Regions from separate parts of the Homo sapiens genome. Here regions 2 and 3 are each linked to region 1. A link is an interaction called in ENCODE POLR2A ChIA-PET data of the cell type or tissue named here. Cell type or tissue: MCF 10A. All regions are shown on one strand. Links, peaks and the distances in the headings refer to the core of each region. The heading gives the core; the rest is flanking DNA. Region 1 has its middle 13 kb from the start of ZMIZ2. Region 2 overlaps OGDH (oxoglutarate dehydrogenase). Region 3 overlaps OGDH (oxoglutarate dehydrogenase).

The links. ChIA-PET counts read pairs that join two places held together with the same protein. Peaks named below come from ENCODE experiments on the same cell type or tissue, not always from the same donor. Only the 100,000 strongest peaks of a DNase experiment are listed, where the experiment ranks them.
Region 2: POLR2A ChIA-PET joins it to region 1 with 5 read pairs; 3 of 35 experiments call an interaction of 5 or more read pairs at or near these places.
Region 3: POLR2A ChIA-PET joins it to region 1 with 5 read pairs; 6 of 35 experiments call an interaction of 5 or more read pairs at or near these places.

Annotation. Positions count from the first base shown.
Region 1 is chr7:44,730,421-44,740,991 of GRCh38, reverse strand. No RefSeq gene overlaps it. Among named protein-coding and RNA genes, the nearest start is that of ZMIZ2, 13 kb to the left of the region's middle. RefSeq lists enhancers at 2,346-2,425, 2,476-2,555. In MCF 10A, for the core only: no CTCF peak of the experiment used is centred there; DNase peaks (open chromatin) are centred at 5,371 and 7,071.
Region 2 is chr7:44,675,197-44,685,458 of GRCh38, reverse strand. It overlaps OGDH (oxoglutarate dehydrogenase), which reads right to left. Exons shown (of 23, transcript NM_002541.4): 8 at 10,191-10,262; 9 at 9,310-9,489; 10 at 3,611-3,739. Among named protein-coding and RNA genes, the nearest start is that of ZMIZ2, 69 kb to the left of the region's middle. RefSeq lists a silencer at 7,100-7,313. In MCF 10A, for the core only: no CTCF peak of the experiment used is centred there; DNase peaks (open chromatin) are centred at 5,528, 5,938 and 6,528.
Region 3 is chr7:44,649,336-44,659,906 of GRCh38, reverse strand. The region is part of intron 4 of OGDH (oxoglutarate dehydrogenase); the gene reads right to left. Among named protein-coding and RNA genes, the nearest start is that of OGDH, 48 kb to the right of the region's middle. In MCF 10A, for the core only: no CTCF peak of the experiment used is centred there; no DNase peak of the experiment used is centred there.

The sequences.
Region 1 (10,571 bases), core at 970-8,969:
GCATGGTGGTGCGTGCCTGTAATCCCAGCTCCTTGGGAGGCTGAGGCAGGAGAATCGCTTAAACCCAGGAGGTAGAGGTTGCAGTGAACCGAAATTGCACCACGCACTCCAGCCTAGGCAACAGAGCGAGACTCTGTCTCAATAAAACACTTTTTAAAATCTTTATTTATTTATTTATTTATTTATTTATTTATTTATTTATTTTTGAGACGGAGTTTCACTCTTGTTGCCCAGGCTGTAGTGCAATGGTGTGATCTCGGCTCACTGCAACCTCTGCTTCCCGGGTTCAAGCTATTCTCCTGCTTCGGCCTCCCAAGTAGCTGAGACTACAGGTGTTCACCACCATGCCCAGCGGATTTTGTATTTTTAGTAGAGACGGGGTTTCACCATGTTGGCCAGGCTGGTCTTGAACTCCTGACCTCAAGTGATCCTCCTGCCTCTGCCTCCCAAAGTGTTGGGATTACAGGCGTGAGCCACTGTGCCCAGCCGAATTTGATTTTTAAACTAAACTAAATGTGCTGAAATTTGTTTAACAGTGGGTAGAGAGGCTGCAGATGTCTAAAATCACATTGTTGAAATGGTGACTTGAGCAGATGTGGCGGGGGAGAGAGCTGAAAACAGGCTGGGTGGCTATGGCCATTCTCCCTGCCATCTTACTGGGCAGCTGAGCAGAGGTGGGGGTGGGACAGCTGCCAACAGCTGTCTCTTCATAAGAGTCTACTTTGCCATGGGTGAGGTCTGGAGAGAAAGGGGCAGGGCTGGTCTGACAGTGCTGGTGCCTTCCCAGCAGGGTGACTTGCCCTGGAGCAGGCAGCAGAGCCGGGTGGGAGTGGATGGTCACTTTACACCAGGGTGCCTGCCATAGTTTTGTCTTCTTTACTGCAAGGATCATGGAGATCTTCTCAGAGTTATGTATGAAAAAGCCTTCCTCTCTGCTTCTTCATATCTGCTCAGATAGCTCTACCTTCTGAGAGCTTCTGCTGTCCTGGAACTTTGGCTCTAAGTGGCCCACCCGGTCCTGTTGGTCAAATTCCCTATTCAATTTTCTTACCTTCGCTCTCCTGCTAGCTGGCTCAACCTTTTCATACTTCTTAAAGTTCTAGGAGAATCTGCCCGGTGCGGTGGCTCATGCCTGTAATCCCAGCACTTTGGGAGGCCGAGGCGGGCGGATCATGAGGTCAAGAGATCGAGACCATCCTGGGCAACATGGTGAAACCCCGTCTCTACTAAAAATACAAAAATTAGCTGGGTGTGGTAGCACGTGCCTGTAGTCCCAGCTACTCGGGAGGCTGAGGCAGGAGAATAGCTTGAACCCGGGAGGCAGAGGTTGCAGTGAGCCGAGATCTCACCATCGCACTCCGCCTCAGAAAAAAAAAAAGAATCGGTGGCTGGCCACCCTGCGAGTTGAGATCTCGACACAGAGTAGTGAAGAGGGGAGGGTCAAAGAGCGGGCACTGGACATGGGGAGCAGGGGTTAATGTGCATGCCCACGGTGCAGGGTCAGAGGTCAGGAGGGGTGAAGTGAAGGTGGCACCAGACACCTATGTCCTGTCACCTGGGCCTAGGACCAGTGTGGTGGCTGCAGCTGATCTCCTGCTGCTTCTCCCGTCCACCTTCACTTCCTAGCACAGATTCCAAAAGCCTGGTCACCCTGCCGCTCCTCACTCAGAGTACAGCAGCAGCCAGGGCTCACTGAGCCAGTCATAGCCTCACAGGGTCCACCAGGACCCCGGGCTCCTCTGAAGCTCTGTCCCAGGCTGTACCCTAGGTCCTACGCAGGCTTTACCACAGGTCCTACTCCAAGCCCACCTCAGGCCCCACCCATGCCCCACTCCAGGACTTGTCCAGCCTGCACCCAGGCTCCACCACAGGCCTGGCCCCAGACTGTCACAAAAACAATACCTATTTATTGTAAAACATAAAAATATGTAAGACCGGCTCGGCGCGGTGGCTCACGCCTATAATCCCAGCAGTTTGGAAGGCCGAGGCGGGTGGATCACCTGAGGTGAGGAGTTCGAGACCAGCCTGGCTAACATGGTAAAATCCTGTTTCTACTCAAAATACAAAAAATTAGCCAGGGGTGGTGGCGCGTGCTTGTAATCCCAGCTACTCGGGAAGCTGAGGTGGGAGAATCGCTTGAACCTGGGAGGTGGAGGTTGCAGTGAGTCAAGATTGCGCCATTGCACTCCAGCTTGGGCAACAAGAGGGAAACTCCGTCTCAAAAAAAAAAAAAAAAAAAAAAAAAAGTAAGACCAGGTGCTGTGGCTCATGCCTGTAATCTCAGTACTTTGGGAGGCTGACATGGGTAGCCCAGGAGTTCGAGACCAGCCTGGATACCATAGCAAGACCCCATTTCTACAAAAAAATTAAAAATTAGCCACCACAGGCATGGTGGCATATGCCTGTGGCCCCAGCTACTCAGGAGGCTGAGGTGGGAGGATTGCTTGAGCCCAGGAGGTCATCTGCCATGAGCTGTGATTGCATCACTGCCTGGGCAACAGAGTGAGACCTTGTCTCTGAAAAACAAAACAGAAAGCTAAAGTAAAGAGAATTAAATAAAATTTACTGTAATCCTGTCTCCCAGAAAAAAAAAAACTACTACTTTTAGCGTATTGATGTTCTTCTGCTATTCCACATACAACATTCCAGCAGCACTGGCCCCCACTGCATGTGTTTATACAGATGGAACTGGGTCAGCTCCACCATCCATGCTCCCTCCACCCAGGGTCACCACGCCACTTCCCCCTGGCTCCTTGGCATTCTTGGGGAGCTTGCAGGAGCTACATCAGCCTGACAGGCACAGTCTTGTGAAGGACCCTCCACACTTCTCTCTCTGCCTCTGTCTCCCAGTTGCCCATGACCAGCAGGCCCCTGGCTGTGGCCCCAGCTGACATGTCCATGCCATGGGCACCATATTCAGATACTTCCGAGTTTCTTTTTTTTGAGATGGAGTCTTGCTCTGTCACCCAGGCTGGAGTGCAATGGCACAGTCTAGGCTCACTGCTACCTCTGCCTCCTGGGTTCAAGCGATTCTTCTGCCTCAGACTCCTGAGTAGCTGGGACTACAGGCATGTGCCACACACCCGGCTAATTTTTGTATTTTTAGTAGAGACGAAGTTTCACCATTTTGGCCAGGCTGGTCTCAAACCCCTGACCTCATGATCCACCCGCCTCGGCCTCCCAAAGTGCTGGGATTACAGGCATGAGCCACCGCGCCGAGTTTCTGAACCCCAAGTCAGGCAAGGTGCCGACATCTGCAAAGTGAGGACAAAAATCAGCTATGCCCCAAACTCTGCTGGCTGGTCACAGGAGGGATAAATTTCAACCCATTCTCCTCTAGCTGCCTTTGGGCCCTTCTAGCCGCTGGGCTCCTATGCCCAAGACCTGACAGGGTCTGCACCCCAGAACTTCCTGTGGGCCAGCAGCTCTCATGGGCTAAGTTGGTGCAGGTGGGCAGGGAGGAGAGAAGGGGTAGTGTCCAGAGGAACTCAGTCCCCCACAACTCCCAACACACATGCATAATGCTCTAACAGAGGTGAGATTCTAAGGTGGAAGTTGTGTTGCCTGTTTTCCAGTTAGCATTTGTATTATTTTCTAAGTGTCTCCTTCCAAGCCCTGTTAACCCCCACCCATGTCCATACCCAGACACCAGCAGCCCATGGTTGTGTAGGCCCTGCTGCCTAGTTTCAGTTGATCTTCCTGACCCCTGACCTCAGATGGACCCTAGGTGCTGGCAGGTTGGACTGATTCCTTCCCAGTCAATGCACCCTGCGCTTCCAGACACAGACCACAATTTCTCACCTCCTTGGCTCACTCTTCACAGACGACCTTCCTCCTGAGTCCACTGAGCCCATAAAAGTGATGGGAGAGAGCCTCAACAGGTGCCTCTTCCCAGGACCCCACCCAGCTGCCTCTGGACTGGGCTCAGCCTGCTCTGGTGCTCCTCCCTACTCCAGGCCCCTGATCTTCTGTACCCACTACTGAGCCACATCCAAGCACTTCGCAACACCCAATCAATGCTGCCCTTGCTCCAGCCCTTGCCAGCCCTCTCTTTTTGCTCTTTCTCTTTTTTTTTTTTTAATTTTTATTTTTTGAGACAGGGTCTCTTTGTAGCCCAGGCTGGAGTGCAGTGGTGTGAACGCAGAGCCCTCTGCAGCCTCAATCTCCCTGGTTGAAGTGATCCTACCACCTCAGCCTCTGAAATAGCTGGGACTACAGATACGTGCCACCATGCCCAGCTAATTTTTGTACTTTTTGTGGAGATGGGGTCTCCCTGTGTGCCTAGGCTGGTCTCAAACTCCTGGGCTCAAGTGATCCACCCATCTCTGCCTCCCAGAGCACTGGGATTACAAGGGTGAGCCACTACCATCAGCCTCTTTTTGCTCTTAATAACAGTCTATTCGAGCTATAAATTCACATTTATACAATTCACCTGGGGTGGGTGTGGTGGCTCACGCCTGTAATTCCAGCACTTTGGGAGGCTGAGGTGGGCAAATCACGAGGTCAAGAGTTCGAGACCAGCCTGGCCAACATGATGAAACCCCGTCTCTACTAAGAATACAAAAATTAGCTAGGTGTGGTGGCACACGCCTGTAATCCCAGCTACTTGGGAGGCTGAGGCAGGAGAACTGCTTGAACCCTGAAGGTGGAGGTTGTAGTGAGCCGAGATTGCGCCACTGCCCTCCAGCCTGGGCAACAGAGCAAGACGCCATCTCAAAAAAAAAAAAAAATTCACCTATATAAAGTATACAATTCAACAGTGTTATGTATATGAACATAATCAATTTTAGAGCATTTTTATCACTGTCAGAAGAGATCCTATATCCATTAGATGTCATTCCGCATTACCTCCTCCCCAGCCCCTGGCAACCAATAATCTACTTTTTGTTCCTATGGTTTGCCTATTCTGGACATTTAATATATACGGAATAATAAAATATGTGATCTTTTGTATCTGGCTTCTTTCACTGAGCATAATGCTTTCATGGTTTATTCATGTTGTAGCATGTATCAGCACTTTATTCCTTTTCATTGCTGAATAATATTCCATCATAGGGATACACCACATTCTGTTTATCTGTTCATGAGTTGATGGACATTTTGGTTATTTCAGCTTTTTGGCTACTATGAATAATGCAGCTATGAACATTCATGTATAAGTCTCTGTGTGGACATGCTTTCACTTCTCTGGGTACATACTTGTAAGTGGAATTAATGGGTTTAATGGTAACTCTATGTTTAAACTTGGAGAAACTACCAGATGATCTTCCTGTTCTCCAAAGCAGCTGTACTATTTGACATTCCCACCAGCAGTGTATGAGGGTTCCAGCTTCTCTACATCCTGTGTCTTTTTATTAGTCATTCTAGTAGGTGTGACGTGGCATCTCATTGTGGTTTTCGTTGGCATTTCCCTAATGATTCATGATGTTGAGAATCTTTTCACATACTTACTGCCATTTGTATATCTTCCTTGGAGAAATGACTATTCAGATCCTTTACCCGTTCTTAAATTGGATTTCTTTTCAAGAGGATGAGGGTCTCCCTGTGTTGCCCAGGCTGGTGTCTAACACCTGGGCTCAAGTGATCCTCTTGCCTCAGCCTCCTGAGTAGCTGGGACTAGAGGCACACGCCACTGCTCCCAACTTGGAATTCTTTGTATATTCTGGACACAAGTCCCTTATCAGATATAATTTGTAAACATTTTCTCCTATTCTGTGGATTGTCCTTTCACTTATTTTTTTTTCCTTTTTTTTTTTTTTTTTGAGATGGAGTCTTGCTCTGTTGCCCAGGCTGGAGTGCAGTGGCATGAATTACAGGCGCCCGCCACCACGCCTGGCTAATTTTTGTATTTTTAGTAGAGACGGGGTTTCACCATGTTGGTCAGGCTGGTCTCGAACTCCTGACCTCGTGATCTGCCCACCTCAGCCTCCCAATGTGCTAGGATTACAGGCGTGAGCCACTGCGTCCAGCCTATGTCTGGACTTTCAATTCTATTCCATTGATTTATGTATCTCTCCTTATGCCGGTACCTCACTGATCTGATTACTGTAGCTTTGTAGTAAGTTAAAATTGGGGCCCAGGTTCCATGGCTCATACATATAATCCCAGTGCTGTAGGAGACTGAGGATTGAGGATCCCTTGAGGCCAAGAGTTCAAGACCAGCATGGGCAACTCATCAAGATCCTGTCTATACAAAAGAATTTTTTTTTTTTTTGAGATGGAGTTTTGCTCTTGTTGCCCAGGCTGGATTGCAGTGGTATGATCTTGGCTCACTGCAACCACTGCCTCCTGGGTTCAAGCAATTCTCCCTCCTCAGCCTCCTGAGTAGCTGAATTATAGGCTCCCGCCCCCATGCCTGGCTAATTTTTGTATTTTTAGTAGAGACAGGCTTTCGCCACGTTGGCCAGGCTGGCCTGGAACTCCTGAACTCAGGTGATCTGCCATCCTCGGCCTCCCAAAGTGCTGGGATTACAGGTGTGAGCCACTACACCTAGCCAAAAAATATATTTTGTTAATTAGCTGGGCTTGGTGGCATGCACCTGTAGCCCTAGCTATTCAGGAGGCTGAAATGGGAGGATTGCTTTAGCTCAGGAGTTTGAGGGTGCAGTGAGCTATAATTGCACCACTGCACTCCAGCTTGGGAGAGAGATCCTGTCTGTAAAAACAAAACAAACAAGGAAAGGAGAAAGGAAGGGGGAAAGGAAAGGTGAGGGGAGGGAAGAGTAAGGGAGGGGAAGGGAGGAGAGGGGAGTGGAGGGGGAAGGGGAAGGAAGAGGAAAGGATGGGAAGGGAGGGGAGGGGAAGGGAGGGGAGGGAGAGGGAGTGGAAGGAAGGGGAAGGGAGGGGAGGGAAGGGAAGGGAATTGGGAAGTGTGAGTTTTCCAACTTTGCTGTCTTTTTTTCAAGGTTGTTTTGGCTATTCTGGGTCACTTGAATTTTTTTATAACTTTATGTCTAATTGACAAATAATAATTGTATATCATTATAGGGTAAAAGGTATTATTATATGTATACACTGTGGAATGATTAAATCAAGTTAACTAGGTCAGGAGCAGTGACTCATGCCTGTAATCCCAGAACTTTGGGAGGCCAAAGCGGGTGAATCACTTGAGGCCAGGAGTTTGAGACCAGCCTGGCTAAAATGGCAAAACTCCGTCACTACTAAAAATACAAAAATTAGCCGGGCACTATGGCTCACACCTGTAATCCTAGCACTTTGAGAGGCAGAGGCGGGTGGATCACCTGAGGTCAGGAGTTCAAGGCCAGTCTGGCCAACATGGCGAAACCCCATCTGTACTAAAAATACAAAAATTGGCCAGACGTGGTGGCTCACACCTGTAATCCCAGCACTTTGGGAGGCCAAGGTGGGTGGATCACCTGAGGTCAGGAGTTTGAGACCAACCTGACCAATATGGTGAAATCCTGTCTCTACTAAAAATGCAAAAATTAGCTGGGCATGGTGGTGGGCAGTCCCAGCTACTCCAGAGACTGAGACAGGAGAATTGCTTGAACCCGGGAGGTGGAGGTTGCAGCAAGCCAAGATCGTGCCACTGCACTCCAGACTAGGCAACAGGGTGAGATTCCTTCTCAAAAAAAAAAAAAAAAAATTAGCTGGACGTGGTGGCACATGGCTGTAATCTTAGCTACTCAGGAGGCTGAGGCAGGAGAATGGCTTGAACCCGGGAGGCAGAGGTTGCAGTGAGCTGAGATCGTGCCACTGCACTCCAGCCTGGGTGAAAGAGCGAGACTGTGTCTCAAAAAAAAAAAAAAAAACCCACAAAAATTAGTCAGCTGTGGTGGCGCATGCCTTAATCCCAGCTACTCAGGTGGCTGAGACATAAGAATCGCTTGAACCTGGGAAGTGGAGGCCGCAGTGAGCTTCTATATGATTGCACCCCTGTACTCCAGCCTGGGTGACAGAGCAAGTCTCTGTCTCAAAAAAAAAAAAGAAAAGAAAAAAAGTTAACTTATATATCTACCTATCTGTCACCTCATATACTTATTTCTTTGTGGAAAGAACATCTAAGATGGACTCTTTAAGCAATTTTGGAATATACAATCCATTATTATTAACTATAGTCACCATGCTATGCAGTAGATCACTAGAACTTATTTCTCCTAACTGAAACTTTGCATGTACCCTTAGACCAACCCTTTCCCCATCCACCACCTCCTGCCTCCTCCTGCCTCCTCCTGCATCTGGTAACCACCATTCAACTCTCTACTTCTATAATTCTGTTTTTTTGTGATGGAGTCTCACTCTGTTGCCCAGGCTGGAGTGCAGTGGCAAAATCTCGACTCACTGCAACCTCCACCTCCTGGGTTCAAGCGATTCTTCTGCCTCAGCCTCCTCAGTAGCTGGGATTACAGGATTGTGTCACCATGCCCGGCTAATTTTTGTATTTTTAGTAGAGACGGGGTTTCACTATGTTGGCCAGGCTGGTCTTGAACTCCTGACCTTAAGTGATCCACCTGCCTCGGCCTCCTAAAGTGCTGGGTTTACAGGTGTGAGCCACCACACCCAGCCAGTATCCTGCACACTTGAAACTTTACTAAATTTGTTTAGCAGTTCTAACAGGTTTTTTCAAAGTCTTTAGGGTATTCATGTTATCGGCAAACAAAGACACATTAAATTCTTCCTTTCTATTTTACTTCTTTTTTCTTGCCTAATTGCTCTGGTAGGACTTGCAGTACTATATTGAATAGAAGTGGTGAGAGTGGGCTGGCGCAGTGGCTGACACTTGTAATCCCAGAACTTTGGGAGGCCGAGGCAGGCGGATCACCTGAGGTCAGGGGTTGAGACCAGCCTGACCAACATGGAGAAACCCAGTCTCTACTAAAAATAAAAAATACAAAATTAGCCAGGGTGTGGTGGCGCATGCCTGTAATCCCAGCTACTCGGGAGGCTGAGGCAGGAGAACCGCTTGAACCTGGGAGGTGGACGTCGTGGTGAGCCGAGACCGAGATCACACCATTGCACTCCAGCCTGTGCAACAAGAGGGAAAATATGTCTCAAAAAAAAAAAAAAAAGAAGTTGTGAGAGTGGGCATCCTTGTCTTTTTCCTGATCTTAGAGGAAAAGCTTTTAACTTTTCACTGTTGAATATGATTTTAGCTGCTGTGGGCTTGTGTTATATGGCCTTTATTGTGTTGAGGAACATTACCTCTATATCTAATTTGTTAGGAGTTTTTATCATAAAAGGAGGTTGAGTTTTGTCAAATTTTGAACTTTCTTTCTTTCTTTCTCTCTCTCTCTCTTTTTTGATGGGGTCTCGCTCTGTTTCCTAGGCTGGAGTGCAGTGGCACGATCTCCAACCTCCGCCTCCTGGGTTCAAGCAATTCTTCTGCCTGAGCCTCCTGAGTACCTGGGACTACAGGCATGTGTCACCACACCCGGCTAATTTTTGTATTTTCAGTAGAGACGGGGTTTCACCATATTGGCCAGTCTGGTCTCAAACTCCTGACCTCGTGATCCACCTGCCTCAGCCTCCCAAAGTGCTGGGATTACAGGCGTGAGCCACCGTGCTCAGCTGAAACCTTGAATTTTCATACGAATTTTAGGGTCAGCTTGTCAATTTCCACAAAAAAAAAATCTGAGATTTTGGTAGGGATTGTATTGACTCTGTAGATCAATTTGGGGAGTAATGTCATCTTATTTATATTAAGTCTTCCAATCCATGGACATGGGATATCTTGCCATTTATTTAGATGTTTTTTTATTTCTTTAACAATAGTTTATAGTTTTCAGAGTGTAAGTTTTGCACTTTTTGGATAAACTTATTCCTAAGCATTTTATTCATTTTGATGCTATTAAAAATGGAATGTTGGCTGGGCTCGGTGGCTCACATCTGTAATCCCAGCACTTTGGGAGTCTCACGTGGGCAGATCACAAGGTTAAGAGATAGAGATCATCCTGGCCAATATGGTAAAACCCTGTCTCTACTAAAAATACAAAAATTAGCTGGGTGTGTTGGCACATGCCTGTAGTCCCAGCTACTTGGGAGGCTGAGGCAGGAGAATTGCTTGAACCCAGGAGGAGGAGGTTGCAGTGAGCTGAGATTGCACCACTGCACTCCAGCCTGAAGGCAGAGCAAGACTCCGTTTCAAAAATAAATAAATAAATAAAAATAAAAATGGAATGTTTTCTTTTCTTTTTCTTTCTTTTCTTTCTTTCTTTTTTTTTTTTTTTTTTGAGACAGTGTCTCCCTTTGTCACCCAGTGTGGAGTACAGTGGTGTGATCTCAGCCCCCTGTAGCCTTGACGTCCCAGATTCAAGTGATCCTCCCACCTCAGCCTCCCAAGTAGCTGGGACTACAGGCACGGACCACCACACCTGGCATTTTTTTTGTATTTTTGGTAGAGATGAGGTTTCACCATGTTGCCCAGACTGGTCTTGAACTCCTGATCTCAGGTAATCCACCCACCTCAGCCTCTCAAAGTGCTGGTGATGCAGGATTTTTTTGGTGCTGTTTCACCAGCCGGAGACCTCTGTGGTTGGCAACCCCCTTCACAGGGCTTTGCTTGGCTCCAGGCTTGCATCTGGAGGTACCCCACCCACGCAGCCCAGAGGCTG
Region 2 (10,262 bases), core at 2,263-10,262, 57 kb after region 1:
AAAAGGTAGGAAACTCTAACACATGCTATAACGTGGATGGACCTTGAGGACATTCTGCTAAGTGAAATAGCCCAGGCACAAAAAGACAAATACTATGATTCCATTTATATGAAGTCCTTAGAGTACTCAAAATCATAGAGACAGAAAGTAGAGTGGATAGTTGCCAGGGGCTGGGGGTCAGGGAAGCAAGGACTCGGAGTTCATGTTGAATGGGTATGGAATTTCTGTTGGAGACGAAACAGTTTTGGAGATGGGTGGTGGTGATGGTTGCACAATATTATGAATGTATTTAATACCACTAAACTGTTCACTTAAAAATAGTTAACAATGTAAATTTTATGTATATTTTACCCTAGTAAAAAAACAGAAAAAAGGCCAGGAGCGGTGGCTCATGCCTGTAATCCCAGCACTTTAGGAGGCTGAAGCAGGCGGATCATGAGGTCAGGAGTTCATGACCACCCTGACCAATATGGTGAAATCCCATCTCTACTAAAAATACAAAAATTAGCCAGGTGTGGTGGCACGTGCCTGTAATCCCAGCTACTTGGGAGACAGACAGGAGAATCGCTTGAACCTGGGAGGTGGAGGTTGCAGTGAGCCAAGATCACGCCACTGCACTCCAGCCTGGGTGACAGAGCAAGACTCTGTTTCAAAAAAAAAAATAGAAAAAAACTCAGTTCAGTAGTGAGGTTGGTTTTTTTTAGACATCTCTGTTCCCTTGGTACAGGGAACTTTTCAGGTTTTCTAACACTATTCTTTCAAAGAAAGCAGATCAAATACTGACTCTTATCATTTCCTCTAGTAAGCTATTCAATCTCTCTGCTCCTCAATTTTCACTTCTGTAAAATGGGAATAGTACCACTCACTGCATGGGTAACTACCCTACAAATTAAGTTAATATACATAAAGTACCTAATTCAGCATCTGGGACACAGTAGGCAGTAAGTGGTAGCTTTTACCATATTGTGTGTTATATTTGCACTGGATAATGTTCTTACCCTCTCTTAGTATTTGACCTCTTAAATTTTGAGCTCTTTAGTATTTGCTACTTAGTGAGCATATTTACTTATTTAAATTTAAATTTTTCCCTCTCTCTACTTCTTGCTGAGACAGCTGCATGTGTTTCTCTGTCCTCCTCTAATCAATTCTAAACTATAACAAATCATCTTTATAACCAACCAGTATCTCATCACTTCCTTGCGTCAGTCTCTCCAATGGCCTCCCAATGCCATTGGGAGCTTTCCTCAGGCGCTGGCTGATGGCAGTTCTCTCTTGCACTAACGATGAGCTGCGATGGCCTTGTCCACTCCTTCAGACACTAGGACCTCTCTCCTGACTTGATCTGATGCTCCCCAATATTTGCCTACCTGACCTTGAAGTTTCCATTTAAATGTCAAATCCTCAGTGACTTGTCTGCTGACTAACCCAGTATCTTGCAGAACACCTCCCACACCCACTTCATGGCACTGTCTATGAGCCCCCTGACCCTGCACTAAACTATAAGGTCTGTGATGATAGGGAGCACACCGGTGCTCTGCCTGGTACCTAGGAGAGTGCCTAGAGTTAAAAGGCACTAGAATATCTGTTATGGAAACTTCACACGCATCGATGAGGGGAACCCTTAGCTACGGCTGGTGGAAGAATCTAACAGGTGATATGTATCAGGCCTGTGCAGAAATATTCATGAGAATGTTCATCACAGCCTTACTGAAAATAAAAAATGAGAATCCTAAGAGTCCATTTTATGAAACAAGTTATAAGATATTTCTATTAAAATTATTTTAAAAGGGTACGTAATGATATGAGCAAATATGTGGTAAATAAGAGTGGATATAAAGCTGTGTACATGGAACCCAGTTTCTTAAAGAAAGAGAACGTCCCCATGCACAGGCCATCTGTATGCCTGTGGAACCAGAAGAAAATATTCTTGTCGGGCATGGTGGATCACACCTACAATCCCAGTGCTTTGGGAGACCAAGATGGGAGGATCACTTGAAGCCAGGAGTTCAAGAGCAGCCTCGGTAACAGAGTGACATCCCGCCTCTACACAAAATAAAAAAAAATTAGTCAGGAGTGGTGGTGCACGTCTATAGTCCTTGCTACTCGGGAGGCTGAGGCAGGAAGATGCTTGAGTCCATGAGTTCAAGGCTGCAATGAGCTATCATCATGCCCCTACACTCCAGCGTGAGCTATGGGGCAAGACTGGTCTCAAACAAACAAACAAAAATCTAAAACAATAATGCCATCTTAAAAATAATGTATTAAAATCTATTTTTTTCTTTTTTATTTATTTATTTACTTATTTATTTTGAGACAGAGTCTTGCTCTGTCATCCAGGCTGGAGTGCAGTGGCGTGATCTCAGCTCACTGTGAGCTCCACCTCCCGGGTTCACGCCATTCTCCTGCCTCAGCCTCCCAAGTAGCTGGGACTATAGGTGCCCGCCACCACACCCGCCTAATTTTTTTGTATTTTTAGTAGAGACGGGGTTTCACTGTGGTAGCCAGGATGGTCTCGATCTCTTGACCTCATGATCCGTCTGCCTCGGCCGCCCAAAGTGCTGGGATTACAGGTGTGAGCCACCACGCCCAGCCTATTTATTTTTTTCAAGACAGGGTCTCACTCTGTTGCCCAGACTAGAGTGCAGTGGCATAATCATGGCTCACTGCAGCCTCGACCTCCCAGGTTCAAGTGATCCTCCTATCTCAAACCCCCAAGTAGCTAGGACCACAGGCATGCACCACCATGCCTAATTTTTTTAATTTTTTTTTTAGACAGACTCCTGCTCTGTCGCCCAGGCTTAGTGGTGTGATCTTGGCTCACGGTAACCTCCGCCTCAAGGGTTTCAAGTGATTCTTGTGCCTCAGCCTCCCAAGCAGCTGGGATTACAAGTGCGCGCCACCAAGCAGGTAGCTTTGTATTTTTAGTAGAGATGAGGTTTCTCCATGTTGGCCAGGCTGGTCTCGAACTCCTGGCCTCAAGTGATCTGCCCACCTTGGCCTCCCAAAGTGCTGGGATTACATTTGTGGGCCACCATGCCCGGTGCTAACTTTTTTTCTTTTCTTTTTTTTTTTTGAAATGGAGTTTCGCTCTTGTTGTCCAGGCTGGAATGCAATGGCGCAATCTTGGCTCACTGTAACCTTCACCTCTCGGGTTCAAGCAATTCTCCTGCCTCAGCCTTCCAAGCAGCTGGGATCACAGGCATGTGATCCCATGGCTAATTTTGTATTTTTAGCAGAGACGGGGTTTCACCACATTGGCCAGGCTTGAACTCCTGACCTCAGGTGATCCACCTGCCTCGGCCTCCCAAAGTGCTGGGATTACAGGACTGAGCCACTGCACCCGGCCACCCAGTGCTAATTTTTCAATTTTTTTGCAGAGAAAGGGGGTCTCACTATATTGCCCAGACTGGTCTCAAACTCATGGGCTGAAGCAATCCTCCTGCCTTGGCTTCCCAAAGTGCTACGATTACAGGCGTGAGCCACTGCACCTGGTTTTTAATAACAGATGTATTTTTATAATCAGAAAACAGTGAACGTCCTAAATGACTCAGAGATGTCATTCTAAGTAAGACTGATGTGAGCAGCAAAGCCGCAGGCTGGTGTGAGGTACCTGGTTGTTGACGACCACGTGCACGGTGCCATGAGTTGTGTAGGATGGCAGGTCGCTGAGGTGGAAGGTCTCGTACACAATGCCCTGGCCAGCAAATGCAGCATCCCCATGCAACAGGATGGACATGACCTGTAAACACCAAAGGAGACCCCAAATCCAGAATGTTCTGATTGCCAAGTCCACAAGGTAAACAGAGGAAATGCATCATTTGTTTTTCAAAAAATAACGTTTTGAGATAATTTCAAACATAGAAAGTAGCAGGAAAGTCCACAGGGCCCCAAATCCCCAACATGCTAGCACCTTGGTATATCTGCTCAACACCAACACACCCTGCCATCATCATCTGTTCTCAGCACTGAAAGAGCTGTAGACCTGATGCATTGCTAGGACACTCTCCAACATGACTACCCGGACCCTCTGTTCCGGGAGGGCAGCACTAGCTTAGCCATTGGCCCCAGACCCCACATGGGAGGGCAGCATCACTTGCCAGGTCTCTTTGGCTCCTCCAACCAGGAGCAGCTCCTCATCCTTCTTGTCTTTGCACCCTTGACAGACCTTGGGTCCCCACTTGGGAAGGACATACTGCATCAGGTCAGGTTAACTCTGCTCACCTGGGAGGCTGCTGTCTGCTATCCTCCCTTTCACTCACCATTGTTTTCCTTGGCAATGAGTATAGTGGTAGTATTTTGTGAGAAGAAACTTTACATCCTGTTCCTCCTCAAACCTCCACCCCAGCCTCAGCAGTATTGACAACTGCGTCTGAACCAGCCCCTTGGGTGGTTGATGGATGGCAAACACCAGTTTCGATTACTCCTAAATTTATTAGTTGGCATTCTCTGCAAGGAAGAGCTTTCCCTTCTCCCTTGTTTATTTACTCGTGTTAGTATGTACTCATGGTTCCTATTTTATTCGACAGGTTGCATTAATATTGTTAGTTATTTTAATGCTCACACTGTTCCAGGTTGATAGGGAGAGCAGCTCTGTCCAGCTGCCTCCCTTTCCTGTGAACAGGGACAGGTCTCTTTCATTCATGAGCACCTCCTTGCTTCCTGACCAACAGAACATTGTAGCTTCCATGTTGTACTGTCCCTGTCCAGCCCTGGACAATATCAGCTGTTTCTCTAAGAAGCCAGCTTCCTCCAGTAGAGGATGGGATTTAAGACCAGTATTTGTGTGCTCATCACTGCCAGGATATCATCATTTCTAGGCCCATTCCGCATACATCTAAAAAATACATGTGTGCATATGCAGGCGCACATATACATGGCTATTTCTGTGTGTGTGTGTGTGTGTGTGTGTGTGTGTGTGTATGCAATAAAACTATGAGTTTGTATTGATACCTCCAAATTTTAATCCAACACTTTCTAGGCCACCTCCTTCCACACCTATAAATATCTCCTACAACTGCAAGACACTCCATCCTCACTGCCTTTGATATGTTTACTCATTTGCTCAGTGTCCCCAATGCCACAATCATGTAAGCCCACCACCTCTACTCCTTGGATACACAGCCTATACCTCTTTAAAACCCTTGTATTAGTCAGAGCTCTCCAGAGAGACAGAACTGAGAGGGTGAAGAGGAAGAGGGAGAGAGAGAATGATTTTCTTTCTTTCTTTTCTTCTTTTTCTTTTTTTTTGAGGCAGGGTCTCACTCTTTCACCCAGGCTGGAGTGCAGTGGCACGATCTCAGCTCACTGCAACCTCTGCCTCCCAAGCTCAAGTGATTTTCCCACCTCAGTCACACAAGTAGCAGGGAATACAAGTACATGCCACCATGCCTGGCTAATTTTGGCATTTTTTTGTAGACACGAGGTTTCACCATGTTGGTCATGCTGGTCTCAAACTCCTGGGTTCAAGCACTCCTCTTGCCTCAGCCTCCCAAAGTGCTGGGATTACAGGCATGAGTCATCGTGCCTGGCCGAGAAAGATGGGTTTTTAAGGAATCAGGCTGGCAAGTGCAAAGTCTGCAGGGCGGGCTGGCAGGCTGGAGACCCACAGCAGAGCTGATGTTGCAGCTTAAGTGTGAAGGCTGTCTGGAGGCAGAATTCCTTCTTTTCTGGGAACCTCAGTTTTTTCTCGAAGGCCTTGAACTGACTGGATGAAACCCACTCACATTGTGCAAGGTCTTCTACTTTACTCAAAATCTACTGGTTTAAACGTTAATCTTATCTTTACAAAATGCCATCTAGATGGGTGTTTAGCAAAAAAAACCTGGACGCTGTGGCTAGCCAAGGTGATATACAACACACCCTCTCCTGCTGTGTCCTCAGCCTACGGGCCTACTGACCTGCACCTCCCTGAGTTCTTGTGATTACCCTGGTCCTCAGCGCTGTGCTGAGTCATCCTTGGTTAAGACCCATGATTTGTGTGTCAGGGACAAAACCTAGAATTTTTAAAAACAGAACTGCAGGTGTCCTGCCTTTTGGTGGATGTGGCAGGTGCTCACTAGGATAGCAGCATGTGGACGTAAGGATCTGGTTTGCTTACGGGGCCCCCTTGGAGGTGTGCAGCTTTGCTACGATGCCCAGGCTGCCTGAGTGTAAAAGCCATTGGTTTTGAGTCACTGACATTTCATGCTTTCCTGATCCCGATAGTGTGTTGTTTCTTCCCGCAGATACTTTTCTGTCCAGTCTGTCTTCTGCTGACAGGGCACCTGTAGTCAGTCTTCCTCTTGTCATGGTATTTGCTCTTGATCATCCTGGTGATGTTGTACTGCGACTACCATGCCATACTGCACTGTGGTAACTGTCTGCTGAAATCACAGCCAGGACACATGGGGAATCTCCTTGTGTCTGGCAGCCTGAGCCATACCTCTGGCAGGAGCGGGTTCTCCCTTTGCAGCAGGTTGCATTGCTGCACTGAGGAAATGCTTTCATGAACAAAGATCCCAAAGGCCATATTAGCACTGAGCCAAATCAGGTCTGTTTCACAATCATGCATGAGGTTATGGGATGACCTCAGCTGCACTTACAGAAAGTATGTAATTCTTCACGAAAAATGCTGAGAGTTACATAACACACACTCCAGCTCCCTGAGTTTCTGGATTTAATAGAAATCAAATCATGTCCTATGGGTGTCAAGAGGAGTAAGAAGAACAGGCAGATGGCTGAGCCTGCAATGACCCCACACTGACCCTGCTGGGGACATGTGAGGGCTTGAGGCAAGGTGACGAGGAGGCTCAGAAAGAGGGCCTGGCAGCTATCCACATTGGGGCAAGGGCAAACTTGTGACAACAAGGTTTGTGTAGACTGGAAAACAAAGGGACTGACAGTTCGGACTCAGCTGCATGCAGACTTATGAGCAAATCAGGGACTAACCAGCCTCTCCTGTCCTGGCATCTCATGAAGGGACCAATCAGTGTGACCATCTGTAGCAGTTTAAAATATACTCTATTGCTTTTACTCTAATGATTTCATTCCTTTTTGGGAAATTTCCAGCATTATGAGGTGAGTACTGCTAGAGTGGATTTCTGTCCACAATCTATGAATGTGGGAATCACCCAAAGTTTTCGGTAATCTCATTCCACTACTCAGCCCAAATGCCTGGGCGAGTGTCCTAGCCAAGGAGGGTGCAAATACCAGAGGCACTGGTCATCACAATGCTGATCTCCCCATGCCGATCTCACCTTAGCCCAGGCCATCCCAGACACCCAGTGTTGTTACTGCCTGCGGGGGCTGCAGGTTCCCCAGAGCTAAGGCCTCTTTGCATCTAGTTGAAGTTTCTGTGGCACTGTCCTGGCCCATGAGCTTGAAGCCATGGAATGACCTCTGCGTCCCTGTGGGTCATACTCGTTCTTTACAGTGAGCATTGATCGATGCGGGAATCACTTCCCCAGCCCAGGCTCCATTACCTATGATGACAGTTTCCCTTCCTCTAACACTGTAAGCATGACAGTAGTAGATTTACAGTATTTAAAATTATAGAGCCTGGTAAAGTAATAATTGGTTCCACTTCTTTTTTTTTTTTTTTTCCTTTGAGAAGGAGTCTCCCTCTGTCACCCAGGCTGGAGTGCAGTGGCGTGATCTCAGCTCACTGCAACCTCCGCCTCCCAGGTTCAAGCAATTCTCCTGCCTCAGCCTCCTGAGTAGCTGAGACTACAGGCGTGTGCCACCATGCCCGGCTAATTTTTTTTTTGTATTTTTAGTAGAGATGGGGTTTCACTGTGTTAGCCAGGATGGTCTCGAACTCCTGACCTCAGGTGATCCACCCGCCTCAGCCTCCCAAAGTGCTGGGATTACAGGCGTGAGCCACCGCACCTGGCCAATTGGTTCCACTTCTAACATAGACCTGACTTCTTTCCAGGGCACAACTAGGAGGCCGGCCCCTCCCTGCTCTGTGTCCCCAATTCCCCCTACATCTTTGCTCTTACCTTTCATCTCCAGAAAACATTCTTCCCTTCCCACCTCCCTAAATCCTGCCACTTCTCAAATAAAATGACAACTACCTGCTCTGCTACTAAGGGGTGTGCCTTCTATCCTTGGTCCAACTCTAGCCCACACCCCTGCACACCTCTTCCAAAGCTCTTCACGGCTAACTCCAGTTTCCTATCATGCCGTGTATGTGCTATTTGCTTCTTTACACACGACCTTTTTTCTAAAAAGAACAGGAGGCTCTGGAGAGAAAAGTGGTGATGCCTTCTTTATATGTTTCCCAGAACCCATACATAAGACATTACAAATATTTGATTTTTTTTCTGATTATTTGGTTTTTAGGTCATCATTAATAGGAAATATAAAATTTGTCAGACAAGATTCTATCTTGAAGTTAAATAAGGGCAAATTGTTACAATCTGTTGAGACTATTTCTACACAAGCAGGCAGGCGAGTCAACCCCCAACACTCAGTCACATGACCAGAAATGGTGAAGCAGGACCCCACCTGCCTGCAGTCTGTGCCCTCCTCCGTCTCCTACCAGCCCGTGAACTCCCGCCTCTAATCACAGCAAGCATGACTCTCCTGACAAGTCTCAGTTCTACAATTTCTCCTTCAGGCTCACCTACACTTTTTCCTTACAGAGACTCTCAGACTCCCCTCCTTTTCAGTGAAAACATCTCTGTCCATTCAGAATAACTGCAACCTGGCTCCTTAACAGATTTGGTGAAGACAAAAGCAAACTTCCCACATAGTTCTGACAATTACAACTTCAGGAAAAGGAACACTGTAAGCAGGACTGTTTTACTATTGCTATTCTTTAAAAGTTGATTTTAAATATATATATATATATATATATATATACACACACACACACATACATACATATACATATATTTTTTATTTATTTATTTTTTTCTTTGAGACAGAGTTTCGCTCTTGTTGGCCCAGGCTGGAGTGCAATGGCGTAATCTCGGCTCACTGCAACCTCCACCTCCCGGGTTCAAGCGATTCTCCTGCCTCAGCCTCCTGAGTAGCTGGGATTACAGGCGCGCGCCACCACGCCCAGCTAATTTTGTATTTTTAGTAGAGATGGAGTTTCTCCATGTTGGTCAGGCTGGTCTCCAACTCCCGAACTCAGGTGATCTGCCCACCTCGGCCTCCCAAAGTGCTGGGATTACAGGCGTGAGACACTGCGCCCGGCCGACTTTAAATATTTTTTTAAAGTCTAGATGCACCCAGGGCTCTGGGTTATGTTGGTGAGCGGAACTCCATGCTGGAACATGGGGCCTTGACGATCTGCCTTGCACGCCTCTCTCTGGGCCTTACCTTTTTCCCTTCAGTGTCGCCACAGTAAAACTGTTCGGCTTTGGTCTTGCCCATCACCACGGGGTCAGCGGCCTCAAGGTGGGAAGGGTTGGCCACCAAGGACAAGGTAATGTTCCTGTCGGTGACACGATTGATCCTGCGGTGATACATGCCCAGGTGGTACTTCACATCTCCGGAGCCCTGATGGGGTAAACAGTGAATTTGCACCCTGGCCAAGGAGATGCTCAGTCTCCAAAAGAGCCCTTTTATACGGGAATTTTTTTTTTTTTTTTGAGATGGAGTTTCGCTCTTGTTGCCCAGGTTGGAGTGCAATGGCGCGATCTCGGCTCACTGCAACCTCCACTTTCTGGGTTCAAGCGATTCTCCTGCCTCAGCCTCCCGAGTAGCTGGGATTACAGGCATGCGCCACCACGCCCGGCTAATTTTGTATTTTTAGTAGAGATGGGGTTTCTCCATGTTGGTCAGGCTGGTCTCAAACTCTCGACCTCACGTGATCCGCCTGCCTCAGCCTCCCAAAGTGTTGGGGTTACGGATGTGAGCCACCATGCCCAGCCTTATATGGGATTTCTACTCCCAGGAACCCAACGCAGAAGGATATGGAGGCCTTTTCCCAGGATCATTCCCATCCAGGGCATAAGGAGAACGTCCCTCAGCCAGAGGGGACACACCCCTGCACTCAGAGTGGGGCTGCTGGACCTCTGACCAGGAGGTGGGCCACTGGCCACCTTTGTCCCAACACTAAAATTCTCCCAACAAGGAAGGCAAATCACAAATGGTACAGAAGAACCAACCCCCCGTAAGTCATTCTAAGAAAGAAGTGGAGCCAGGGGTCTTGTGTAAGTTGGGGCTATGCTGGATGTGTCTCTATGCAGGTGCCTCACCTCATCAGCTGCCTCCAGCTTTGAATCGAATTGACAGAAGATCTGTTCCAGCTCCTTCCTGATGACATTTGC
Region 3 (10,571 bases), core at 1,119-9,118, 81 kb after region 1:
ACAACAGAAAAAAACCAATGAAACAAGTAACTGGTTCTTTGAAAAGATTAGTAACATCGACAAATCTCTTACAAGACTGACAAATAAAAAGAGGACACAAATGACCAATATCAGGAATGAAACAGGATATCAATACAGACCCTTCAAATATCAAGAAGATTCTGTTCCTTTTCTTGAAGTTGAAAAAGAAATTTAAAAAATGACTATCAAAAATAAGGGAATACTATAAATAACACTACACACATTTGACAACTTAGATGAAATAAACCACTTCTAGAAGAACACAAACTACCATTACTCACCCAATATGAAACAGATAATTAGAAAAGCCCTATGGCTAATAAGGAAATCTAATTAATAAATAAAAACCTTGTGAAAAACTAACCTCTAAGCCCAAATGATTTTGCTGGAAAATTCTATAAAGTATTTGAAGAAGAGTTAACACCAATTCTATTTACTGTCTTTTGGAAAATAGGAGAAACACTTCTCAATTCATTTTATGAAGCCAGAATTACCCTGATACCAAAAGCAAAGATAGTACAAAAAAAGAAAATGACCAATATCCCTCATCAATATGGATGCAAAATATATAAAGAGACAGATACAAAGACATATAAAGAGAATTATATACCATGATCAAATGGTGTTTATTCCACTAATCCAAGGCTGGTTGAATAATCAAAACTCAATCAATACAATCCACGACATTAGCATTAAATCGTCTACCACGACATTAGCATTAAATCATCTACATTAAAGAATAAAAATCGGCCGGGGGTGGTGGCTCATGTCTGTAATCCCAGAACTTTGGGAGGGTGAGGTGGGCAGATCACCTGAGGTCGGGAGTTCTAGACCAGCCTAGCCAACATGGTGAAACCCCCACCTCTACTAAAAGTAGAAAAATTAGCTGGGCGTGGTGGTGCACACTGGTAGCCCCCTGCTACTTGGGAGGCTGAGGTGGGAGAATTGCTTGAACCTGGGAGGTGGAGGTTGCAGTGAGCTGAGATTGCACCACTGCACTCCAGACTGGGTGACAGAGCAAGAATCAGTCTCAAAAAATAATAATAATAATAATAAATCACAAGATCATATCAATGCAGGAAAAACATCTGACAAAATTCAATATACATTCATAATTAAAACTATCAGAAAAAATATGAATACAGAGGAACTTCCTCAGCTTGATAAAGAGCATTTACAAAAAATCTACAGTTAACATTATACTTAATGATGAAAGACTCAGTGCTTTTACCCTTAGATCAGGAACAGGGCATAAGGCTATCCACTCTTACCTCTCTTATTCAGTACGGTGCTAAAAGTTGTAGCTACTGTAATAAGGCAAGAAAAGGAAATAAAAGGCACACAGATTGGGAAGGATGAAATAACTTCCTATTTTCAGATGACATGACTGTCTATATAGAAAATCCTAAGGAATCTACAAAAAAAAAAAAAAAGCCCTAGAATGAGTTCATCGGGATCTCAGAATGCAACATAAACACTAAAATCAATTATATTTCTATATACTACCAATGAATATGTGGACACCAAGGTTAAAAAAGAAAATAATAGTTAAGTGTAAATATAACAAAACATATACACAATGTATATGCTGAAAACTACAAAAAGCTGATTAAAAAAATCAGTGATCCAAATAAATGAGGAGACATACTATGTGCATGGATTGGAAGACAACATGGTAAAAATGTATTTTCTCCCTAAATGGATCTATAGGTTTAAGCCAATTCCTATCAAAATGGCAGTAAGGTATATGTAGACATAGATATGCTTATCCTCAAATTTATATGGAGAAGGAAAAGGCCCTTGAATAGTTAAAACAATTTTGTAAATGAAAAATAAAGTTTAGTAGCTACAGTAATCAAGACACTGTGGTATCGATGGAAAAACAGACACACAAAGGAAAATAACTGAAAATCCAGATATAGACCCACACCAATAAGTCCAACTGATTTTTGGCAAAAGTACAAAAGCAATTCAATGAAGGAAAGACAGAGTTTTCAGCTAATGGCACCAGAACAACTGGACATCTACACACAAAAATATAAAATGAACAATAAAAGAATCTTGATCTAAACGTCTTATACAGAAATTTACACAAAATGGATGATAGATTTATATGTAAAACACAAAACTATAAAACCTTTAGAAAAATGTATAGGAGAACATTTTGGGGATCTAGGGCTAAGGAAAGAGTTCTTAGACTTCATACCAAAAGCACAATCCATAAAAGGAAAATTAATAAACTGGATGTCATCAAGCTTAAAAACTTAGGGCATAGAAGCTGAGGTAGGAAACGAGGGGGAAAAAAGATTAAAAACTTCTGCTCTGCAAAAGATCCTATTAGCCAAAGAATGGAAACAATCCATTCCAATGAAGAGGTCCTTCAACAGGTGAATGGTTAAAAACAATCATAGTACATCCACACCATGGAATACTACTCAGCAATAAAAAGGAACAAACTATTGATTCACACCAACAACCTGCATGAATCTCTAAGAAAATTATGCTGATTGAAAAATGCCAATCCCCAAAGGTTACATACTGTGATTCTACATTTATAATATTCCTGAAATGACAATTTCAGAAATGGAGAACAAAATAGTGGTTGCCAGGGAATACAAGTAGTGGCTGGGATGGGAGGGAAGTAGATATGGTCATAAAAGGGCAACAGGAGGAATCCTCGTGGTGATGGATGTCTAGAGTCTTACTTTATCAATTTAGTGTAGTGGTGTGATGTTGTACTATAGCTTTTCAAGATGTTACCACTGGGGAAGCTGGCCAAAGGGCACAGAACTGTTATTTGTCACAAGTGCATATGGATCTATAATAATCTCAAAATTAAAAGTGTAATTAAAAAGTAGAGTTTCACAGATATTAGAAGGATGATAAAAAAGATAACTGCTTAGAGAAGCCAGAGTGTAAAGAAGAGACTGGCCACCAGGGTGGATGACAACAGGCTGATGATCCCCCAGCATTTCGACTCTGGATTCCTCAAATGTGTTTTGCCCAACCGAGGGTCACTAAGAGTTCTCAGTAAGTTTTTATTAATACTTCAGTTGGCCTTCAAACATAAAACATTTTGGAAATCTTGCCCAAAATGCCCAGGAAGCAGAATCTGGAAGAATCCAGAGTCCAGTCAAAGCCTCAGCACAGAATGTGGAGGACAGGACAAGCCACCATGCAGAGCTGAACATGGCTTCATGTGCCCAGCTGGCTATGGCAGCAGCTAAAGGTGAATTATGCTGAAGATGGCAGCTCACAGTGAAGCGATGAAGCACACGTGAAGATGAAAAGTGCTCTTTGAAACACAAATGAACAGAAACAAAACGATACCATATAAGTAGCTCTACTTATTGGTTAATAATTAAAGGAAGGGAAAAACACATTTCAGAACAATTAACAAACTTAAAAACACGTGACAGAAGTTGCGTCAACTTTCCCCATATTGCATGCTAGGAAAAGTTGCACATCCTATTCAAATGAAGTCCTCAACTCTGAAAAGGTGAAAAGCTCATTATTTTCATACCTCCTACTGTTAGCATTCGAAGTCGTTCCTTGAAAACTGCAAGATCTGAGAGGCAGAGTGGGGTATCATGGGTGAGCGCAGAAGGAAAAAGACAGGTGAGAGTTAGTTTAAAAAAGACCCAAACACCAAAACCCTACACCATTACCACAGTAACAGGTAGCACAGACACCATCACAGGGACACACACACACATCAAGGGAGAAGTGGGTGGGTTACATGGTCAGGGGGTCAATTTTATTAAACATGGAAATGATTCATAGAACAGCTGGAATAAGGTGAATCAGAAGGAGGGGAGGTTAGCACCCTGACGATGGAAAGCCATCAGGCAGCGTCATTTGAGAGCTCCTCATCTCCTTAGCTTCAAGAAGTGGCGGATAACAGCACTTTCCTGGGAAGTCACTACTTTGAGATGAAAATTGAGGAAAAGAAAATGAAAAAGCCTAATTTTTAGAGCAGATATTTCTCAGCACTAGATTCAGGTGGCAGACTACTCTAAACCGTAAGATTTTGAAGAATTCTAAAGAATGGAAGGATTCCTTGATCTCCCATTTCAAGAAGGCAAACTAGGAAAGAAGTGCTTGCTAGCTGAAAACAACCCAAGAGCCACAGCTGCATCTCCACAGCTGTACACTTCCTTCTACCTGTAAACTTTTCATCGGATTTCTACTATACATAACAGCTTTCTGAGCCACTGGTGAAATCAAGGCATTTATTTGGATACACAAAACATGCTCCTGACCCTTACTGTCTGGGCTTGTGGGCCTGGGGGATGGGGTCAGGAAGGTAGGCAGTAACACAGGCACACAGAGAAGCTGATGGTTGAGCACTCAGAGTGCTGTCACTGGGTATGCTCCCTGTACTGGGAGTGCAGAGAAAGGCCAGCAAGTGCTTCCTTTGAAGTCAGACTCAGACCCCAAGAAACAGGCCTGCTTCCTAGGGCTGTGACAGGGGCTAGTCTCCAGTCCTGGGCAAGCCACACTGTCTCCTTCCCCCAGGGAACAACAACCACTGAAGAACTCAGAGCCAAGTGGCTCTTAAGACAACAGAATATCTAAATGTCGATATTTTGCTTAAGGCAAGGATGAAGAATCTTAAATTTTCTCCTTCAATCTTCAAAACCAAGACATGAGACCATGTCAAGATGCCATAAGTGAGGTGTATGTTAGCTACCCTGGAGACTCCAGGTAAGGATCTACACAGGGGAGGGCCTCGAAAGGAACCTTAAATACTCATACCCATTTTTAAAAATCTAAAGGCAATGTGGTAAAATGTTTACATTCTTAGTACTGAGTATGTGAATGCTCTTTTATCTGTACTTTTTTATATTTTTAAAATAAAAGGCAAACAAAAGACACAAACCAAAGAAGAGGAGAGTTAAGAGAACAATAGAAGATATTCTGGTTGTCACAATTTACAGAAAGCACACAGATTTTCCAACACCTGAGTGCTTTGAAGCATTGTAAATTACTTCTTGAAGAGTGCAGGTGCTGTGAGGGAGGAGAGAGGGAGCGGATGGAGATTTGGCCACAGTACTTCCAAGTGAAGCACAGAAGCAGGAATGTGACGCTGGGAACTAGGGGACTCGGTTTACCAGTTTCTGGGTATCTCCAGTCAAAGAATCTTCTCAAATGTCAGATGTCTGCTTGGCCAGCTTCATTCTCCTTGAGGGTGACCATATCGCCCATGGCTTCAACCACCCTGGTTATGTTCTTAGCTTGGCCCCGCCCTCCCGAGTCACTTAGGAAACCTCGTCTCCAGCTCCTCGGTTATCTGTGGCACACAGCACGCTGCACATAGCAATCAATGCTTACTAAATGAACTGCTCTATATCACTCTGAAATTACAAAAGCTAATTAAACGTCAACTCTATTTTTAGCTTATTTTTCTCAGCCATCAAAGGAACAAACCGGAGAGCCCTGGAAGGTCAGGAGGATATGTGGAAACTTTGTCATGACTCGCTGTGCTGTTAATGACAGCAGGTTGTCAGAGAAAGGCAAGAACTAAGTAGTTGACATTTTGCCACATTTTTCAACTTTTAAATTGACTTTTTAACTATTTAACTCACGTTCATTTCCTAAAATGGTATTAGCAATTTGTAAACATCAATGGTAAATGGGAGAGAAGTTTCACACTTTCTTCCCATTTATTTATACAATTGGTTTTTAATTCTCTTTTAATTATGTTTAAATCTCACATTAAAGTACATCTCACGGAGCGTGGTGGCTCATGCCTATAATCCCAGCACTTTGGGAGACCAAAGCAGGTGGATCACTTGAGCTCAGGAGTTTGAGACCAGGCTGGACAACATGGTGAAACACCGTCTCTACTAAAAATACAAAAATTAACCAGGCATAGTGGCACATGCTTGTAATCCCAGTTATGTGGGAGGCTGAAGCAGGAGGATTGCTTGAACCTGGGAGGCAGAGGTTGCAGTGAGCTGAGATCCTGCCACTGCACTCCAGCCTGGGCAACAGAGCGAGACTCCGTCTCAAAAAAAAATAAAATAAAATAAAAATAAAAAAAAACAAATTTAATTAGGCCAGGCACAGTGGCTCACGCCTGTAATCCCAGCACTTTGTGAGGCCTAGGCAGGTGGATTACATGAGGTCAGGAGTTCGAGACCAGCCTGGCCAACATGGTAAAACCCTGTCTCTACTAAAAATACAAAAATTAGCCTGGTGTGGTGGCGCATGCCTGTAGTCTCAGCTACTCAGGAGGCTAAGGCAGGAGAATTGGTTGAATCTGGAAGGAGAGGTTGCAGTGAGTCGAGATCGTGCCACTGCATTCCAGCCTGGGCTACAGAAAGAGACTGTCTCAAAAAACAAAACAACAACAAAAAACCCAGTAAAGTACATCTCAATCATTTTTGTCACTGTGAAAAGTTATACTCAGAATTTATACCGAAACCACAGACAGTGGCATTTTTAAGTGGGAAACTAATTCGAATGCTACACTTGAAAGATAAAATTGGGCCAGGCGCAGTGGCTCACCTCTGTAATCCCAACACTTTGGGAGTCCGAGACGGGCGACTCACTTGAGGCCAGGAGTTCAAGGCCAGCCTGACCAACACAGTGAAACCCCTTCTCTACTAAAAATACAAAAATTAGCCGGGCATGGTGGTGCACATCTGTAATCCTGGCTACTTGAGAGGCTGAGGCACGAGAATCACTTGAACCTGGAGGTGGAGGTTGCAGTGAGCTGACATTGCACCACTGCACTCCAGCCTGGGCGACAGAGTAAGACTCTGTCTCAAAAAACAAAAATAATAATTAAAAAAAACCAAACAACAGCAAGAAAAAACTGAGGGCAAGAATTTCTAATTAAGCAGGAGTTTCTAACTGTTTCTAATTAGGCAAATGAGTGGGCCTCACTGTCTAGACCTTTCCATTGATAATACTCTGGTTCTAGTGTTTTGCAATATACACCCATATCTACCGTGGTACCCCAACTGATGACCCTTCTTCAAGAGCCAGTGGAAAAAGACTCCCTAGGAGCCCTCCTACCAGAAGACGTTGGGCTGCCACTACCTCCCACTCTGACTGGATCCATTCAGGGATATTATAACATGAGGTTGGTGCCTCATTCTCCAGATCTGCAAATTTGCTGTCAAGGAACCTCACTATGGAATGTGAGTGAAGAGAAATGTGTATTTAATACATGTCAGCTGGGCGCGGTGGCTCACTGCTGTAATTCTAGCACTCTGAAAGGCCAAGGCAGGAGGGTTGCTTGAGCCCAGGAGTCTGAGACGAGCCTGGGCAACATAATAAGACCCTGTCTCTATTTTAAAAATAAAATAAAATAAAAAAATAAAGTATCTCATGTTGGAACTCTCAACCCTCTTTCCCCAGGGAAATGAGGTTTATAGTATAGCCTGGCACAAATTAAGATGGGCATCTGGAGATTTACCTGGAAACTGGCCCCTAACTTTAACACTTCATTAAAAAGTTATCTCTGGCCAGGTGCGGTAGCTCACACATGTAATCCCAGCACTTTGGGAGGCTGAGGCGAGGGCATCACCTGAGGTCAGGAGTTCAAGACCAGCCTGGCCAATATGGTGAAACCCGGTCTCTACTAAAAATACAAAAAATTAGCTGGGCATGGTGGTGGGTGCCTGTAATCCCAGCTACTTGGGAGGCTGAGGCAGGAGAATTGCTTGAACCCGGGAGGCGGAGATTGCAGTGAAATGAGGTCGTGCCATTGCACTCCAGCCTGGGCAACAAGAGCGAAACTCCATCTCAAAAAAAAAAAACTTATCTCTGTTCCAGCCATCACCTGGCACAATTACGGAACATAATTCACACATAATTGAGAAACTGTTCTAAAATTAATTTTAAAAATTGTTAATGAAAATAATCACTAGGCTGGGCACGGTGGCTCACTCCTGTAATCCCAGCACTTTGGGAGGCGGAGGCAGGTGGAGTGCTTGAGCTCAGAGGAGTTTGAGAACAGCCTGGGCAACGTGGTGAAACCCTGTCTCTACTTAAATTTTAGAAATTTAATTAGGCTGGGTGTGGTGGCTCATGCCTGTAATCCCAGCACTTTGGGAGGCCAAGGCAGGTGGATCACCTGAGGTCAGGCGTACGAGATCAGCCTGGCAACATGGTGAAACATGGTCCCTACTAAAAATACAAAAATTAGCTGGACATGATGATGGGTGCCTGTAATCCCAGCTACTCAGGAGGTTGAGGCAGGAGAATCACTTGAACCCGGGAGGCGGAGAGTGCAGTGAGCCGAGATGGTGCCATTGCACTCCAGCCTGGGCAAAAGAGCAAAATTCCATCTCAAATAATAATAATAATAAACCACTGGCCCTACCATCTCAACAATATTTTTTACTGTATTCATAACAAGTTCTGTCATGCTACACTTGAAAGATAAAACTGAGGGCAAGAGTGTGTCCATAACATCTGATGGTAAATCCTGACACTCTGGCGCTACTGTGGAGTTCTGTGTCTGTACAGTCTCTCCTAACTGGTAAGAGTCTACTTGTTAATTATCTTTCCTTATTACTTCAGGGACCAGGAGAATTTCTGAGAAGTGAAGACAGGTGCCCTAAGCCAGGATTTCCCAAACTTTTCAAAAATGGTCATAAAAGGTCAACTCAGTGGAAACTATAGCATATATTCCACTTTATTAAAAAACTCAGAGTGGACAGAATTCCCTGCTTGCACTGCAGACCAAACTGGCCAACCACCCAGGTGCTCAGCTGGCAGACTGTTTTCAGGGCAGCATCATCAGTGCCCTTTGAGAATGAATGGCTTTGCCAACGGCTCCTGCCCTCCATCACTGCCCCCTACCTGGAGCTTTTCCAACAAAAGACAGAACAAGCTCTGACGGAAGCACCAAAGGCTATGTTCCAACATGGGTATGATCACTGCTGTGAGCCTGTTTCCCCAAGGAGAGGGAGAAACTGTGCCTGCATCCACAGGGAGGTGGGAAGGGCGGCTAAGCGGAGGCATGGCAAGAATCCTAGCTCTGGGGAAATAGTCATGTGACACAGTACACCACTACACAACAGTCCCTGACCCGTCTACACACTGGTCAGGTCACCAGGTTGCCATTCAGCCTATCCCCTTCTACTGCCTCATTCCTAAGCTGGCAAACAGTTCTCCTGGGCCCCAAACATCCCCCATACAGAGTCCTCACTTCTTAGTTTGCAAACTCCTGCACTAGATGCTACGCTGCTTCCTTATAATTTGGCTACAGGGCAGTCTTCACCACTAACTCCTGTGTGTTCCTGGTCTTTTTGCTTGACCTCTCAGTTTCTGAATTTATCTTATTATCAGAGAGTTTGGCAGCTACTCATCTCAAAAGATTGCTAGTAAGCCCACTTGGAGCATAGTTAAGGTCAAGGCACTACTTTAAGGAGTTTATTCAATTTTGAAACCACCTGAGGAGGTAGGTACCATCACCCCTGCCTTACAGATGAGGTGATGAGGCACAGAGAGGTTAAGCAACTAGCCCAAGGTCACACAGCTAGTAATAGTGGGCTGGGATTCCAATGCAGGGAGTGTGGCTCCAGAGTCCCGGCTCTCTGAGGTTCAAATGAGACGACGGGTCTTGAAGTGTTCTACAAACTGTCTAGCGGTCACATCTGACCTGCTGTTTTCTTGAAGACCTGCATACATCAAGGGTGAGAGTTCGAGACCAATTTTCCTACAGATACAAATGTTTTAACAAGTTTACGCGGTTTCCATTTTTTGTACCTGAAGACTAGTGGGATTTTTAGGTCACACTATTTCAAATCCACAGGATTAAAATGCACCTTCCTCTTGAAACGTGGAGACTACTCCCTGACTCTCTCTCTCAGTGGTTCCAAAGGGCTCCTGGCCAGAGATGTCAGAAGTTTTCCTCCTCAAAGGATTTCAGGAAGCTTTAGGGCCACTTCTGTATGTTTTAGTTTCTTGGTTTATAAAGTCCTCTTGTCCTCTCACCCTCACCATGATGTTGTTGCTGAATCTGGAACCACAAACCTCACAGAAATACTGAGGACACTATTCCAGAGTGAAATATATGGTAAGACCTTGTGATGGCCTGGGAAGAGATTCCCAGATTCTGGCCCTGCCTCGGCCACTAATGAGATGGGAAATTAGTGCGTATGTTGACAGTGCTTAGGGTTTCTCACCCTTAAAAGACTATGCTGGGTTGGGTTTACCTAGGTGTGGCCCCTCTTGATATTAGTCTGAAGGGGAAGAGAGGAGAGCTTTAGAGCTCCCCTGGTTATACTAACGTGCACAGTTGGGACAAAGAGCTGGGACAATGCAGGTTCTGGAAGGAGAGGGAGAAGTCAGTCACTTCATCTGCTCCTCTCCTGTTCGAATGTTTTGCTGCTTGTAAAAAATGAGCATTCCAGCCAGGCGCGGTGGCTCACACCAGTAATCTCAGCACTTTGGGAGGCTGAGGTGGGCGACATGGTGAAACCCCGTTTCTACTAAAAATACAAAAATTAGCTGGGTGTGGTGGTGCGCTCCTGTAGTCCCAGCTACTCAGGAGGCTGAGGCAGGAGAACTGCTTGAACCTGGGAGGC